2 separate regions of the Homo sapiens genome follow, and region 2 is linked to region 1. Evidence: read pairs that join two places in POLR2A ChIA-PET (ENCODE). Cell type or tissue: Panc1. All regions are shown on one strand. Each heading gives the region's core, and the rest is flanking DNA. Links, peaks and the distances in the headings are about the cores only.

Evidence for each region. ChIA-PET counts read pairs that join two places held together with the same protein. Peaks named below come from ENCODE experiments on the same cell type or tissue, not always from the same donor. Only the 100,000 strongest peaks of a DNase experiment are listed, where the experiment ranks them.
Region 2: POLR2A ChIA-PET joins it to region 1 with 10 read pairs; 3 of 35 experiments call an interaction of 5 or more read pairs at or near these places.

What each region holds. Positions count from the first base shown.
Region 1 is chr15:52,188,173-52,193,553 of GRCh38, reverse strand. It overlaps GNB5 (G protein subunit beta 5), which reads left to right and starts at 2,162. Exons shown (of 13, transcript NM_016194.4): 1 at 2,162-2,232. It overlaps MYO5C (myosin VC), which reads left to right. Exons shown (of 41, transcript NM_018728.4): 41 at 1-1,232. The region is part of intron 2 of CERNA1 (competing endogenous lncRNA 1 for miR-4707-5p and miR-4767); the gene reads right to left. RefSeq lists an enhancer at 1,565-2,064. In Panc1, for the core only: no CTCF peak of the experiment used is centred there; no DNase peak of the experiment used is centred there.
Region 2 is chr15:51,928,796-51,934,176 of GRCh38, reverse strand. All of the region lies in intron 1 of LOC112268148 (a long non-coding RNA gene), which reads right to left. Among named protein-coding and RNA genes, the nearest start is that of LEO1, 40 kb to the left of the region's middle. In Panc1, for the core only: no CTCF peak of the experiment used is centred there; no DNase peak of the experiment used is centred there.

The sequences.
Region 1 (5,381 bases), core at 98-5,097:
GGCTTCCAAGTTTTCTAAGGTTCATGTGAAACCTGAGTACATTTACAAAGCTGCAAGTGGATTCTAGTGCTGAGTCTTCCAGGAAAAAATCCCGTTTGGCCACCGTGACCTGCCAAAAGTTCTCTTGCCCCATGCCTGCTGGGGACAGAAGGTTTTCATGAACTCTTTTTACTGAAAATGCCCTGCATTTAAAAATGTTTATTTTAGACCCTTCTAAATTTTTTTTTTTTTTTTTTTTTGAGACTCCGGAGTCTCGCTCTATCGCCAGGCTGGAGTGTAGTGGCATGATCTCGGCTTATTGCAACCTCCGCTTCCTGGGTTCAAACAATTCTCCTGCCTCAGCCTCCTGAGTAGCTGGGACTACAGGCACCTGCCACCACGCCCAGCTAATTTTTGTATTTTTAGTGGAGACAGGTTTCACCATGTTGGCCAGGATGGCCTCGATCTCTTGACCTCGTGATCCGCCCACCTCAGCCTCCCAAAGTGCTAGGATTACAGGCGTGTGCCACCGCGCCCGGCTGACCCTTTTAATTTTTAAGAGTGTTCAATCCGAGATGAATCATTTGAAGTATTTTTATATGTATATCTATTTAAAACTAATATATTATTAAAGCTTAATTGCCATGCCGTTTATCTTCTCTGAAAGAACTTCAAATCTTACCTGCCAACATATTCACCATAATTTTTTTATTTTTTAATACCTTTCATACAATAACTTTTTTAAAACAACCTCAGATTGAAAAAGCAACCTAAATTACTTTCGCTCTCTAATCAGCATTTCAATGTATTTATTTTTAAATTTTCTCAAAAAGTAACTAAAAAATTGTGTCGGACCCTACTTTTGAGAAATCTACGTTTCCCAAGTTTTATGGGAACTGGCTATTCCTTGTCCCGGCACACCTTCTCATTCCTTCCTTTCAGAGCCTAAAACCTCATTTGATAAGCACTCCTAGTCTCTGGCCTGTGGATCCAGTGCTATTCTGTCACCAACCTAAGAATCCCAATTGCACCTTCTGTTTCTGACAGTCACAGGTGACAGCTGTGATTCTATAATACAGACTGGTGTCTTAGAGGTAGGAATAATACATGATTATGAAGCATCACCCTGCTAATACATAATAATGTCTTTTTATATTATAAGTGATTGAGTTTAGTTCATTTCAATACATTGTACATGAAAAAATGAAAAGTAGAACTTTGTAATACTTTAATCAATAAAATTAATTACCAAATGAATTGGGTCAGATTCTTTCATTGCGAGGAGATGACATGTCTCTTAAGTGTACAAGTTGTATGCCTTTCTTTACGGTCATACTGAAAGATGCTAGAATCTTTATAGATTCATAATATCTCATTTAAAGTATATTAAAATGTTTAGAGAAGAAGTAAATATGTCATAAGTGCTGGCTTAGGCTGTGTCTCCAGGGCGCTTCCACACTGTCAGAATGAGGGGCTACTTGGCAGAGAATTGGCAGGGTTTCTGATCCTGAGCTGCGGCCTCCATGCCCTTTCTAGACCTTCCCCACACCATGAGGAGCCATCACTGTTGGTTTTCGGCTTCCATAACTCAGGATTTATGCCTGTTTTATAGCACTTACCCTGGACTGGAAGCCAGAAATGCTGCCCATTTCCTCTGTAGGCCTGTGAGCCCCAGAGGGCAGGTGCCACATCCTCCTCATCCCTGCCTTCATCCTACTGCTGATGAGGTGGGAAGAGAACTGAAGGAGCAAAGTCCCGTTGGAGGACTGTGTGTGTGTGGTGGGGAGTCAACCATGGGAAAAAGTAGGTCATGTTTGGGGACAGGGAGACCTGTGGAGGCTGAGGAGTTTATGTGTGGAAAAATGGGGAAAGGGAGGCACTCATCCCACAGTCTTGATCAGTTCTACAAAGCTGACAGTGGCAAGGAGACCAAAATAGAGAAATGTTAAGAACATGTGGCCCAGGTGAATGTGAGGGCTGCTCAGTGAGTGGGCGCAGACACAGAGGTCAAACCTGCCAAGGCCTCCCTCCACAGAGGGGCTGGGCAGGTTCCAGGGGTGAGTGAGGGATGCAGATGGCAGTGCGTGCCCAGCAGGGAGCATGGAAGTGCTGTGGAGGAAGGAAGCAAGCTGAGCAGCACTCCAGAGAAGATAAGGAGATTAGCCAGTGGGAGACGTGCTTCACACCTCAAGCTGCGCGCTGGTCCTCACCTCTCACCATCTGCTCTGTGGCTCCCAGTGCTGACTCTGGAAGGTATGTGCATGCTGACATTCGGTTAAAATACTCCAGCTTTTGAAATGCTCAGAAAAGCATCCAGATGAGTACAGGGCACAGTGTTAGCAGGTCTTTCTGTGCGGTGGGAGCATGGGTGAGGGGTTTTGTTGTTGTTAATCCGTAGAATCTAATTTTTCTACAATACACATGAATTTATTTTGAAATAGTAAATTTCAAATATTTCAAATTGAAATATTTCAATATTTTTTACATTAATATTGGCATCAGGAAAGAGATTAAGCATACTTAAAATCACTAAGTCAGTTTTAAAATTTGATCCAGGTGACACATGGCAACATAAGCCTCTGAGTACAGCTTATGGGGTTAGAAAGAGGTTTTTAGTTGTAAGTCTGAGATACATCCACATTGTGTGTATCAGTTATTTTTTATTCTATGCTCATTTCACAGTTTCGTCTGTGACTGGTGAACATTTGGGTCTTTCAAGTTTAGGCCTTCTATGAATAGCTGCTATGACATTTATGTTTTTTTTTTTTTTTTTTTTTTTTTTTTTTTTTTTTTTTTAAGGAAATAAGCATTATTTTCTGTGGTGTATGTATGCACGAGTAGAATTGCCTGGTCATAGACTATATCCGTTTCACTTTAGTAGCTCCTACCAACCAGTTTTCTACAGTGGTTATACCGACTTATACTCCCACTAGCAGAGAAAGGCAGTTCCAGTCTCTGCATCCTTGCCCACACTTTGTGTTGTCAGGCTTTTTAGGTTTTCTGATGGCTAAGTAGTTGTATCACATCGTAGTTTTACTTTGTATTTCTATGATGACTAATGATAATGAGCACCTTTTTATATGTTTATTGACCATATAAGTATCCTCATTTGTGAAGTGACTACACAAGCCTTTTGTCCATTTTAAAAATAATCTTTGGGCTGGGCGCGGTGGCTCATGCCTGTAATCCCAGCACTTTGGGAGGCTGAGGCGGGCAGATCATGAGGTCAGGAGATTGAGAGCATCCTGGTTAACACGGTGAAACCCCATCTCTACTAAAAATACAAGAAATTAGCCGGGTGAGGTGGCGGGCGCCTGTATTCCCAGATATTTGGGAGGCTGAGGCAGGAGAATGGCATGAACCTGGGAGGCGGAGCTTACAGTGAGCCGAGATTGCGCCACTGCACTCCAACCTGGGCGACAGAGCAAGACTCTGTCTAAAAAAAAAAAAAAAAAAATTTATTGAGATATGATGTCCACGTTTTGTTTCATGTTTTAAAACCCATCATTTTAAAACATATATTTCAGTGTTTTTTAAGTTTATTTACAAGGATTTGCAACCATTGCCACTGACTCCAGAGTATTTTCATCACCCCGAAAAAGAAATCCCATACCCCTTAAGCAGCCACTCACTCTCAGCTCCCTCCTTCCCCCTTATTCTCTCTTCCCTCCACCTCGCAACTACTCATCTGCTTCATGTCTCTATGGATTTGCTGATCCTGTACACTTCATATAAATAAATCATACAATATGTGGCCTTTTGTGTCTGGCTTCTGTCATAGGATAGCGTTTTTAAGGTTTGACCATGTTGTAGCATGTGTCAGAACGTCATTCTTTTTTATTGCTGAATAGCAGTCTACTGGAGGGATAGACATTTTGTTTTTCATTTGTCGGTTGGTGGACACTTGGGTTGCTTTCACTTTTGGCTAATAATGCTGCCATGAAAATTAGTATGTACATTTTTATGTGAACATATATTTTCTTTTTTTTTGTTCTGAGACGGAGTCTCACTGCATTGCCCAGGCTGGATTTCAGTGGCGCGATCTTGGCTCACTGCAACCTCCATCCCCCAAGTTCAAGCAGTTCTCATGTCTCAGCCTCCCAAGTAGCTGGGATTACAGGCACCTGCCACCACGCCTGGCTAATTTTTGTATAGTAGATATGGGGTTTCACCATGTTGCCCAGGCTGACCTCAGGTGATCTACCCGCCTGGGCCTTCCAAAGTACTGGGATTACAGGCATGAGCCACCACGCCCAGCCAGTGAACATACATTTTCAAGTATCCTGGGTATATATCTAGAAGTAGGATTGCGGGGTCTTATGGTAACAGCTGTATATTTAAGTTTTGAATAACTGCCAAACCGTTTTCCACAGCTGCACCATTGGAAAACGGCTACCCCACTTTACCTTCCCACCAGCAATGTATGAAGGTCCTTTTGTCCATTTTTAATTGAGTTAATGAAGCAGTATTTTAAAAGTAAAAACTGGATATACCCTATGTATCCAAACACGGAAGTTGGTTTAATAAATTATGACACTCCACAGCATAGAATAATGCTGAACCTATTACCAAACAAGGTTGATCTATAAGTGTTAACAGAATAAGTTAGATGAAGAAAGCAAGTAGCCCTATTTGCATGACTACCAAAGCTGTATCTATGTGTTTGTGCCAGAAAAGTCTGGAAGAATAAACAACAAACTAAGGGCAGTGAAAATGCAGGGCATGTGATGGGGGATTCAAGTTTTACTTTTTCATCTTTGGTACTGGTTCTTTTTAAAATAAACACGTATTTCTGTGGTAATTTTTTAAGTCACATATTTAGGTAAAACAGATATCAAAGAAAGTTTGTGCTTGGCATAAAGTTATTAGGGGAAGGTTTGAGAAGTTCTATGAACTACTGCAGAGCAACTTCATGTCAAAATTTGTTAAATGGGGCATTTCTGTCTTTCTTGTCAAAATGCTCATCGAAACATTGGCTCTAGCTGTGAAAAATTCTCTCATCATAAAAAGGATATTGACAATAAGTACAACAAAGTACTAAAATTTAGCTGATACAAATACTAAGTGAAAAACATCAAGATACAGAAATGTAATCAGTATACATGAACAGTATGACCTCAGTGGTCTCAAATCTATTCTTGCTACACCAAAATGTAAAAAGAAGTTTCTCTGAGTGGTGGGATTATAGGTGATTATCTTCTTCCTTATATCTTTTTTTCCCCCAAACTTTCTACAATGCATATGTATAATATTTACAGTTTAAAAATGCTTTAAATTTAGTTTGTAGCTTGCCCATGTTTAACCAGTGAGGTCTAAAATGCTAGCTATGTGATACGACTTAAGGCCCATAGGACTCAAAAATTGGAGTCTCCGTTAAAAAATGGTGTTTTCCAGTAATATGC
Region 2 (5,381 bases), core at 141-5,140, 260 kb after region 1:
CCCATCAAAATTTAGGGGCATGCCACCTCAGTGAAGTTTCTGGGGGACTAATGGTCTGGAGCATGTCTGGATAGCCCCTCCAAAATGAAGGATAAGGTGCTGTACCTTAAACCACCTACCAGTGCAAAAGAATGTTTGGTGGATCTTTCTGGATTTAGGAGCCAACGTACACTTTATTTCATTATGCTACTTTGACCTTTTGCCAAGTAAGGCAGAGATGCTACCTGTTTAAAGTGAGGACCAGAATAAGAGACTGTTCTGCAGTAATTCCAGGCTACAGGGCAAACTGCTCTTCCACTTTGGCCTAATAACCCAGCATATCTGATAATGCTCAGTGTGTTTGTGGCAAATATCACTGCTGTCTGAACCCTGCGGTTAGAATCAGCAAGAGAACTGAGTACAGGTCTCTAGGGATTTGAAACATATCCATGTCCTCTTTTGTAGACAGTCCCTTTTTTTTTTTTTTTTTTTTTGAGATGGAGTCTTGCTCTACCCCCAGGCTGGAGTGCAGTGGTGCGATCTCGGCTCACTGCAAGCTCTGCCTCCCGAGTTCACGCCATTCTTCTGCCTCAGCCTGCCGAGTAGCTGGGACTACAGGCACCTGCCACCACGCCCAGCTAATTTTTTTGTACTTTCTTAGTAGAGACAGGGTTTCACCATGTTAGCCAGGATGGTCTCAATCTCCTGACCTTGTGATCCACCCGCCTCGGCCTCCCAAAGTGCTGGGATTACAGGCGAGAGCCACCGCACCCAGCCTAGACAGGCCCTTTTAACACTTAATCATGGAACATCAAGTAACTACACAGGCTGAGCTTCTCAGAATGAACTGGGCATTTTCTGTCCCAGGAAGCCGTAAGATTGGGCGTATGTATGGCAGTCTTTTACCAATCTATTGTCTCGGCCCAATGAGGTCCAGAAGGCATGAGAAGGTTTCTTGTTTAGGTGGCTCAGACTCCCTTAATACAGACTCCTACTGAATTGCCTCTTCTGTCCCCTTCTCCAAAAGCAAAAAGCCTGGTTTCAAATATCCTCAATTTATTTACTCATTTGTTTAGTCCCCAGTATGCAAATAATAAAATGACTATGGCTGTCTGCTCAGCTCTGGGCCATACACAGTGGCTATGCAGGCCAAGTTCCTATTTAATTTATAGCTAAAAACCTCCACTCATATTGAGAATTAAAAAGATTCTAGTACTCAGAGTTCAAGAAAGGGGCAGCAACTGCAAATACCTTAAAGAAAACACCCAAGAAACTCCAACTGAATGAAATACTATGTGCTCATGTGTACTTTGCCAAATGATTTAAGATTTGACACAAATTAGGCTGGGTGTCGTGGCTCACACCTGTAATCCCAGCACTTTGGGAGGCCGAGGAAGGTGGATTACTTGAGGTCAGCAGTTCAGGACCAGCCTGGTCAACATGGTGAAACCCCGTCTCTACTAAAAACACAAAAATTAGCTGTGTGTGGTGGCAGGTGCCTGTAATCCCAGCTGCTACGGAGGCTGAGGCAGGAGAATTGCTTGAACCCAGGAGGTGGAGCTTGCAGTGAGCCAAGATCGTGCCACTGCACTCCAGCCTGGGCGACAGAGTGAGACACCGTCTCAAAAAATAAAATAAAATAAAAAATAAAAAAAGATATGACACAATTGTGGATAAATATGGACAACATAGGCTTCTATGAACATTCTTGCACAGTGCAGATACATTCAGTGTTGGGCTGGTCCTGAGCAGCACTGTTGTGAAATGCTGTTAAGCACTCTTTCTGTTTTGGTTCAGAATTTTGCTCCTTTGTTGCTACATATTTCAGCCGGGAGCCCTGGCAGGTGTTGGTTAACAGATGTCTTTGTTAGACAGCCACAATCACAATCAAAGCTACCATCAAATATACTTTGTGACAGTTTGGGGGATTCAAACAAGGGAAAAGAGTCAGCATAACTCCATTGCAAATGTCTTTTTCTTAAACTTTATAAAATTGTACAAATTATGCATCTAGCTATTCACTAACTTACTGACTTGCAATTTTTTTTTTTTTTTTTTGAGACGGAGTCTCGCTCTGCATCTCGGCTCACTGCAACCTCCACCTCCTGGGTTCAAGCAATTCTCGTGCCTCAGCCTCCTGAGTAGCTGGGATTACAGGCATGTGCCACTACGCCTGCCTAATTTTTGTAAGTTTGGTAAAGATAGGGTTTCGCCATGTTGACCAGCCTGGTCTCAACTCCTGACCTCAGGTGATCCACCCACCTCAGCCTCCCAGAGTGCTGGGATTACAGGCATGAGCCACCACATCTGGCCATGACTCAGACATTGTAACTAGGAAGATAGCCCTAAGCAATGGTGCTTTTCATGTTCTAGTAATGCACACATTTTGGCCCTGGCTCCTGATGCCACAAGTTTGTGTACTTAGGCTCACTTATGGATGCATCACTTTTAAAAGCCAGGAATTTAGGAAAGGTTCGTAACATTTTTATAGAACCTTAAGCTTTTTAAAGGGTAAACACTAGTAAAACTTCTCTAAAGAACTGGTCGGGCACAGTGGCTCAAACCTGTAATCCCAGCACTTTGGGAGGCCATGGCGGGTGGATCACTTGAAGACAGTAGTTTCAGATCAGCCTGACCAACATGGTGAAACCCTGTTTCTACTAAAAATTCAAAAATTAGCCGGGCATGGTGGTGTGTGTCTACAGTCCCAGCTACTTGGGAGGCTGAGGCAGAAGAATTGCTTGAACCTGGGAGGCAGAGGTTGCAGTGAGCCGAGATCGCACCATTGTACTCTAGCCTGGTTGACGAAGTGAGACCCTGTCTCAAAAAAAAAAAAAAAAAAAAAAGAAAAAAAAAAACATAAAAACAAATCACTCTCAAACTCAGCACTTACAATAAGCATTTACTATTATCATGCTGATTCTGAGGATTAGGAATTCAGGAATGGCTTCGCTGGTTGTTTCTAACTCAGAGTCTCTTGCAGGCTGCTGTCAAGATGTTGGCTGGCACTACATTATCTAAGGGCTTGCCTAGGGCTGAAGGATCTGTTTCCAAGATGGCTCACATGGGTTTTGGCAGGGGCCTTAGTTTTTCACTATGTGGACCTCTCCATAGGCAGTTTGAATGTCCTCACGGCATGGCAGGTGGCTTTCCCCAGAGCAAGTGACCTAAGACAGAAAGAGCAAGACAGAAAAGCCAGTGTCTTTCATAGCCTCATCTCGAATACAGGTTGTATTCTGCTGATCACATAGATCAATCATGACACAGTGTTGGAGGAGACCACACAAGGGCATGGAAACCAGAGGCAGGAATCACTAGGATGGGCAGGAACCTTGAAAGCTGGCTGCCACAGTGATTACCTTTCACCCACCAACTCTGCCTCCTCCTTTCTCCAAAGACACGCTAGTTAGTTAAGCTTCTGAGAACCTGGCTTAGGGAGCCAGTTTGAGGTTGGTTTAGTGGAGATTTGGCTTATGAATCTTTGGACTATGTTGAAGTGGTGGACCAAGAACTAACTGTGTAAAGAACTTTAGTTGGAAAAATTAATACTGTGCATTTCCCCCCAACACCGAAGATCCTAGTGGGACCATGGATCTGTTTGGAGATATAGACGACGTTTCTTCTGAGAGTGATGAGGGCAATCAACCACCTATTCCAGGACAGCTGATTGTAAGTACGATCACCAATATCAACCAATCCCATTATTCAAAGCTAAAAAAGAAAGCTTCAGAGGCTGATGAATCTGTCTTTCTCATGTTGAGAGAGGACGTGGATAGCTGAACATCTGATGAATAGGTGACTTTCTTAGCTATATTGGGAATTTCTGGATATAAGAAGGCACAGAAGGAACTACCCAGAATAAGGGTGATGCCAAACTTTAGGGGCTAGACTAATATAAAATAATATAAAAATATAATTAATATGTAATATAAAAACCTTTGATTTAAAGTTTTTTCTTATTCAAGCCTATGACAAGAAGCATGAGCTATGCTGATATTCTGATTTTAATAGTTGTCTAGTATTGATGGGGTGAATAATTTCATACTTCTGTTGCTGAATATATTATGCAAAAAAGTCAATAAAATAGATACTTTTTTCTACTAATGTTGGCTAACAGATCTTGTTTTCCTGTGTTTTATTTGTTTTGTTTTGTCTTCCTTTTTTTTTTTTTTTTTTTTGAGACGAAGTCTCTAAGATTACAGGCGTGAGCCAGTAATCCGCGCCCAGCCTGTTTTGCTTTTTTGTAGGCATGAGGTGAGGTTTTAGGGAGAAGCTTGGAAGAGTTGCTGACTGTTTTATCCCTAAAGTGGAGTGTAAATTTACTTCCCAACCAGGGGTGGTGGCTCACGCCTATAATCCCAGCACTTTGGGAGGCCAAGGTGGGCACATCACCTAAGGTCAGGAGTTTGAGACCAGCTTGACTAACATGGTGAAACCCCGTCTCTACTAAAAATACAGAAATTAGCCAGGCTTGGTGGCACGGGCCTGTAATCCCAGCTACTCAGGAGGCTGAGGCAGGAGAATGGTTTGAACCCGGGAGATGGAGGTTGCAGCGAGCCGAGATCATGCCACTGCACTCCAGCCTGGGTGACAGAGTGAAAACTCCATATCAAAAAAAAAATTTACTTCCCGTCAAACCTGCATCTGCCTAGTGCAGGATGAGTAAAGCTAGCACATTTCTAATGTCTTCAATCTCTCACATTCTGATACCTTTCTTAGGATGAACATGGAGTGCCTCAGGACCAGCAGGAGGAAGAGCCAATTTCTGAAACCATAATAGAAGAAGAAATTCCCAGTATCAACTCTGATTTAGGAAATGAATTGTATTTTGTTAAACTACCCAAGTTTCTCAGTATAGAACCCAAGTAAGAGGACTGATTAAAATTTTCAAGATATTAAAAAAAATGCGTAGAATAAATATTTTTTCTTATTTGTCATGAGTTGACTAATCACAAAGATGGGAAATTTCTCATATAACTTTGAAAAATATAAATCTAGGATGTGCTGTGGTAGAAAAATGAATCACTGGTGAGAGAGAATTTTAATGCTAATAATTTTTCTAGCATTTTGGCACTTTCTTTTACATAAACAGATCACAATGGATGAAGGTGTTTTTCACTGGTATAAAGCTGACAAATCAGAAAACAAGAGTGAGAAAGTCTGCTAGAGAAATCACAAATGTTCTGGCCAGGTGCGGTGGCTCATGCCTGTAATCCCACCACTTTGGGAGGCTGAGGCGGGCAGATCACTTGAGGTCAGAAGTTTGAGACCAGCCTGGGCAAAATGGTGAAACCCTGTCTCTACTAAAAATACAAAAATTAGCCAGGCATGGTGGCGCACGCCTGTAATCCCAACTACTTGGGAGGCTGAGGCGTAAGAACCTCTTAAATCCAGCAGATGGA